2 separate regions of the Homo sapiens genome follow, and region 2 is linked to region 1. The links are chromatin contacts, found by Hi-C in ENCODE. All regions are on one chromosome and are shown on one strand. The core of a region is the stretch at or near the end of the contact, and the rest is flanking DNA. Distances in the headings are between cores, read along the strand shown.

What was found. Hi-C counts contacts between places; a loop is a spot of excess contacts on that map. Pooled maps may share reads with other maps.
Region 2: a pooled map shows a loop between it and region 1 (12-fold over the local background). The contact joins the promoter of DUS3L here to the promoter of MLLT1 in region 1. A Hi-C loop is called at or near these places in 11 of 50 pooled maps.

Annotation. Positions count from the first base shown.
Region 1 is chr19:6,278,457-6,281,332 of GRCh38, reverse strand. It overlaps MLLT1 (MLLT1 super elongation complex subunit), which reads left to right and starts at 1,358. Exons shown (of 12, transcript NM_005934.4): 1 at 1,358-1,560. The coding sequence starts at 1,549. RefSeq lists a silencer at 961-1,390 and an enhancer at 2,191-2,270.
Region 2 is chr19:5,789,656-5,792,531 of GRCh38, reverse strand. It overlaps DUS3L (dihydrouridine synthase 3 like), which reads left to right and starts at 1,369. Exons shown (of 13, transcript NM_020175.3): 1 at 1,369-1,488; 2 at 2,197-2,485; 3 at 2,813-2,876. The coding sequence starts at 1,391. RefSeq lists an enhancer at 1,187-1,646.

The DNA of each region.
Region 1 (2,876 bases), core at 109-2,608:
ACTTTTAGCATTTTTTTTCTTTTTTTTCTCTTTTTTGAGACAGAGTCTTGCTCTGTCACTCAGGCTGGAGTGCAGTGGCATGATCTCATCTCACTGCAACCTCTGCCTCCCTGGTTCAGGCGATTCTCCTGCCTCAGCCTCCTGAGTAGCTAGAATTACAGGCACACACCACCACGCCCGGCTAATTTTTGTATTTTTTTAGTAGAGATGGGATTTCACCATGTTGGCCAGGCTGGTCTTGAACTTCTGACCTCAGGTGATCCGCCCCCCTCAGCCTCCCAAAGTGTTGGGATTACAGGCGTGAGCCACCGCATCTGGCCGCTTTTAGCAATTTTAAAATATAAAATTACATTATTATGTAGTCACCTTGCTGTGTGATGGATCGCCAGAACTTATTCTTCGTGTCTAACTGAAAACATGTGACTCTCTTGGGTCATTTGAATGTAGCACGATTTCAAATTTGTATCATTCAAATTAGCATGAAGAATCACACAGTACTGTTCTTCAACCTATTTCACAGATGCACAAACTGAGACTCAGGGAAAGGTGAAGAAGGGGCTGACCAGGTTTGCCAAGGATTATGCAAGATTAGAAAATTAATCTCCACTTTGGGAGGTTGAGGCAGGCGGATCACTTGAGGTCAGGAGTTCGAGACCAGCCTGGCCAACATGGCAAAACCCCGTCTCTACTAAAAATACAAAAATTAGCTGGGCATAATGGCGAGCTCCTGTAATCCCAGCTACTCGGGAGGCTGAGGCAGTAGAATCTCTTGAACCTGGGAGGTGGAGGTTGCAGTGAGCTGAGATCGTGCTAGTACACTCTAGCCTAGGCCACAGAGCGAGACGTGTCTCATAAAAAAAAAAAAGAAAAGAAAATTAATCTCCAGTTCCAGAGCCCAGGGCTCGTTCCATTACATAGCAGCATCATGAGGTCAGGAAACAAAAGTGTCCCTACCGGGGGGGCTGGGGGATCCCTCCACAGGGCTCGAACCCGTAACCTCAGTTCCAGCCCCCGGGACGCTCCCGCCCTGGAGGCTCCAGCCACGAGGCAGCGCCCCCTGCGGGCCGCAGCGCGCAGGCGCCGCGCGCCCGTCCCGCCCCCGCCCCCCTCCACGTGCGGCGCACACCTCGCGCTCCCCTCCGCCAGGCTCGCCTCGCGCCTCCCTCCCTCCCTCCTCCCGCCCCTCCGGTCCCGGCCTCCCATTGGCTGCGGGCTTCGTCCCTCCGGCCGCAGCCCGGCAGGCCCCCGCCAGGCAGGAAGTCCCGCGCCACAAGCGGCCGTCCGCGCCGTCGATTGGCCCAGGTGGCTGTCAGTCGATGCGGCGGGCCCTAGTCGGCGGCGGGGGCCCGTGATCGGTGCGCGACCCGGGCTGGCGGTGGTTTCCGGTTCCGCGGGGCTGGCGGGCGAGCGGGCGGCCGGGATCGGCGGCGGCGGCGGCGGCGGCGGCGCTTGACAGACAATGAGGGCGGCGGGGCGGCGTTGAGCGGCGGCGGCGGCGGCGGCGGCGGCGAGCGACGCGGGGCCCGGGGGCGGGGCGGGGCGCCAGCCATGGACAATCAGGTGAGGAGCGGCCGCGCCGCCCCTGCGCAGCCCGCCCGGCCCCCTCCCGCCCGCCGGCCCGCCCGGCCCTCCCCGGTCCCGGCCTCCCCGCTCCGCGCCCGCCCGCCCGCTTTGTGCGCGCCCGCCGCTCCTCGGGCCTTTATGTGGGGCGGGGGCGCCCCTCCCCCATCCGCGACCCCGGCCAGGGCGCCTCGGACACCCTTCGGGACCCGGGCCGGGCCCGGAGCCCCTTGGGACGCCCCTGGTGACCCCCCAGCCTGGCTCGGAGACCCCCGGGAGACCCCTCGGAACGCCAGTCCGACCTGCATCCACCTGGGACGCCCCTGGGGACCCCAGCCCGGCTTAGGGACCTCAAGACAGCTCTCGGGACTTCAGCCTGGCCCAGAGCTCCTTCCAGGCACTTCCTGGGATCTGGGCCCTGTTCAGACCCCTCCCGGGGCCCCTCGGATCTGCCCAGTAGACCTTTCCGTCTCTAGGTCCAGGGCCAGTCACTGTCTCCTTTCCTGTCTGGACCCTTGTCCCCGAGTCGCCTCAAACTCCCAGAGTCCCCAACCTGCTGTCTGTCTTCCCTTCAACCTCAGCTCAGATATGAGGCGTCCCCGGCCCCCTGGGACCCTGCTCTGCGGCGTCTCTCTTCCTTGAACCCCGGCCCAGCCTAAGCTTTATCTCCACCCATCCCCTACCTGGACCTGAGCCTTCTCTCCCGTCTGATCCTGCCCCGGCTGCAGCCAGGGCATCCCTTTCTCTCCCAACCCCAGCCCTGGCCTGAGCTCCTCTGACTCCCTAGGACCCTGGCCTTCGGTCTTCTGCTGCAGGGACTCAGGCCTGTTTGGAGTGTCCCCTCTCTTTGTACTTGCTTTTTCAGACTTCTTTCTTTGACCCACCCTGCCGCCTCAGCCCCCTTCTAGTTTCAGGCCCTGGTCACTCTCCCTCGGACCCGGCGGGGCTGTCTCTTTCACCTTCAGACCCTCTGCTCTGAGACCAGGACCAGGAGCAGTTTCTTCTCTGACCTGGATTCCCCAGACCTTTGAGTCACTGATGGCCTGCTGTTCCCCTCAGCTTGGGCCCTCTCCGCCCCTGGGATCCTGATTTAGGCTTCCCCACACTTGACCCCAGTCCAGATCTCCCTCCCAGGCTGGTTGGTCACGTCACAGTCCTGCAGTCTCCTGTACAACCTTTGCCTTCAGGATCTCCCACTTCATCTAACGCCCATCAGCCTGATGAGTCCTGATGTCTCTTTCAGCCACTACCCTCTCCCTCCTTCCACCTCATTTTCTGTTTTTTTCCCCCAGGATCTTAGAGCCTCAGTTGAAACC
Region 2 (2,876 bases), core at 120-2,619, 490 kb after region 1:
ATTTTGGTATATGCGGTCTTGGAACCAATCTCCAAAATTCCGAGGAGTATTATGTTTTTCGTCTGTGTTTCCGACTCCCAAGTTAGCTCTTAAAGGTAATGATTTCTCCGTTTTGTTTACTACCACGCCCCCAGCATCTAGCACAGCATCTGGCATACAGATGCTCAACTAATTATTTGTTGAAACTAATGTCCTGCATAAAAGTAGTGTAATTTACTTTTTTTTTTTTTTTTTGAGATGGAGTCTTGCTCTGTCGCCCAGGCTGGAGTGAAACGGCCGATCTCGGCTCACCGTAACCTCCGCCTCCCAGGTTCAAGCGATTCTCCTGCGTCAGCCTCCTGAGTAGCTGGGATTACAGGCGCCCATCACCATGCCTGGCTAATTTTTGTATTTTTAGTAGAGACGGGGTTTCGCCATGTTGGCCAGGCTGGTCTCGAACTCCTGACGTGCCCACCTCGGCCTCCCAAAGTGCTGGGATTACAGGCGTGAGCCACCACACCCGGCCTTATTTATTTATTTATTTAGAGACAGTCTCGCTCTGTCCCTCAGGCTGGAGTGCAATGGCGTGATCTCAGCTCACTGCAACCTCCACCTCCCGGGTTCAAGCGATTCTCCTGCCTCAGCCTCCCAAGTAGCTGGGATTACAGGTATGTGCCACAACGCCCAGCTAATTTTTTATATTTTTAGTGGAGACGGGGTTTCACCATGTTGGCCAGGCTGGTCTCAAACTGCTGACCTCAAGTGATCCGCCCGCTTCGGCTTCCCAAAGTGCTGGGATTACAGGCGTGAGCCACCGCTCCCGACCCCTAATTTACATTTTTAAAAACCCTAGCAGGGGCCGGGAACCATGGCTCACGCCTGTAATCCCAATGCTTGGGAGGCCAAAGTGGGAGAATCGCTTGAGCCCAAGAGTTCAAGATCAGCCTGGGCAACCTGGCAAGACCTCGTCTCTACAAAAAATTTAAAAATTATCCAGGCCTATTGGTGCATGTCTGTAGACGCAGCTACTTGGGAGGCTGAGGTGGGAGGATAGCTTGAGCCCAGGACGAGGCTGCGGTGAGTCGTGATCGTACCGCTGCACTCCAGCCTGGGCGACAGAACGAAACCGTTTCAACAGAACAACAAAGACAAAAACCTCCAAAACACCCTAACAGTTAAATTTCCTCAGTCCAGAAGCTGATTGCAGTCCAGTTCGCAATTGGCCAGGCTCTAGTTTATATAGGACCTGAGGCTCCACCCATGTGCAGGCACCGCCCCCGTGGCGTCACGAGCGAGCAATGGCGTCATTGGAACGACATGAGCATGCGCACTTCCCCAGCACAATCAGGGAAGACACGCGTGACCCGGAAGGTCTTCCCGCCACACTCCAGAGCGGATGTGAGGGGCGCCGATGGCGGAGGGAACGGCGGAGGCTCCTCTAGAGAATGGTGGTGGTGGCGACTCGGGAGCCGGAGCTTTGGAACGAGGAGTGGCGCCCATTAAGCGTCAGTGAGTCGCCGGGGCAGGAGGGAAGCTGAAGGGCCTTTTCCGGCACCCATAGCGCGGTCCGAGCTGTGCATGCCGGGAGATTAGGCAGCGGCTGAGGGCGAGAAGCCACCGGCTCTTCATTCCGGGCCGTTCTTCCGCCTGCAGGGTGGTCAGCGGAGGTACCTGAGATCGTGCACGTTGGGGCCTGTCACATGCGCGAAGGACACCACGTGCATGCTAGGGCAGGTGGGATTTGAGGCCAGGCCCGCGCTGCATACTGGGGATTGTAGTCCCTGCATATGGACGTACGGCGCATGTGCTCTGCCAGCGGCCGTTACTGGCGGGTCTTGGGGTTGAAGCGAGTGCCGCGGGGCGTGCTGGGGCCTGCGGTGTTTGAAGGGCCGAAAGGCGTGCTGGGAAATGTGGTGGCTTAGACTCCGCTTCAAGGCATGCTGGGAATTGTAGTTTTTCGCAGCCTAACGTGCGCAGGGACGTTCTTGACTGAACCTGATAATAGTTTCGCGCAACACTTTGGACAGTGAGGACCCAGGGACAAAATAGGTCTTTTTTGAGGCCGTGAGGGGCTCCCAGGCTGGGAGCTGGCTGGTTCTTAAGTAGTGAGCTCCCCATCAGCAGAAGGATTTAAGGACGTGCAAGTGTTTCTAGCCTCCTTTCCCCAGTGTTTATTGACTATGTTCGGAGGGTTTTCCTTTCCCTTTCTGTCGGCAGATACCTCACCACCAAGGAGCAGTTTCACCAATTCCTGGAAGCCAAAGGGCAGGAGAAGACTTGCCGGGAAACCGAGGTAGGAGACCCTGCTGGCAATGAGCTGGCTGAGCCTGAGGCTAAGCGGATCCGACTGGAGGATGGACAGACGGCGGACGGGCAGACGGAGGAGGCAGCAGAGCCCGGGGAGCAGCTACAGACTCAGAAGAGGGCCCGGGGACAAAACAAGGGCCGGCCCCATGTGAAGCCCACGAACTACGACAAGAACAGGCTGTGTCCCTCCCTAATCCAGGCAAGTGCGGCCACGTGAGCATTCCTGCCGGGGCAGGCAGGAGCAGGGTGTGTTTCCTGGCAGCGGGTAATTGTTAGAAAGCTCCTGGGCCTTCAGCAACGAGCAGTGAGCTTGCTCTGATGCCATTCCGTCTTCATTCTCCTCGGGATACATTGTAGGGCTTGTCATTGTTCTCATTGTATAAATGGAGATGCAGAGGCACGGTGAGGTGCCTGACTTGCTCAGGGACACAAGAGCCAGGAGGGGTGATCTAGAGTTTGAACCCTGGCTGCTGGGCTGCCCCGGGGTCTCCCTGTCCTCCCTCACTGCTTCCCTGTTTCCTCGCAGGAGTCGGCTGCTAAGTGTTTCTTCGGTGATCGCTGCCGCTTTCTGCACGACGTGGGGCGCTACC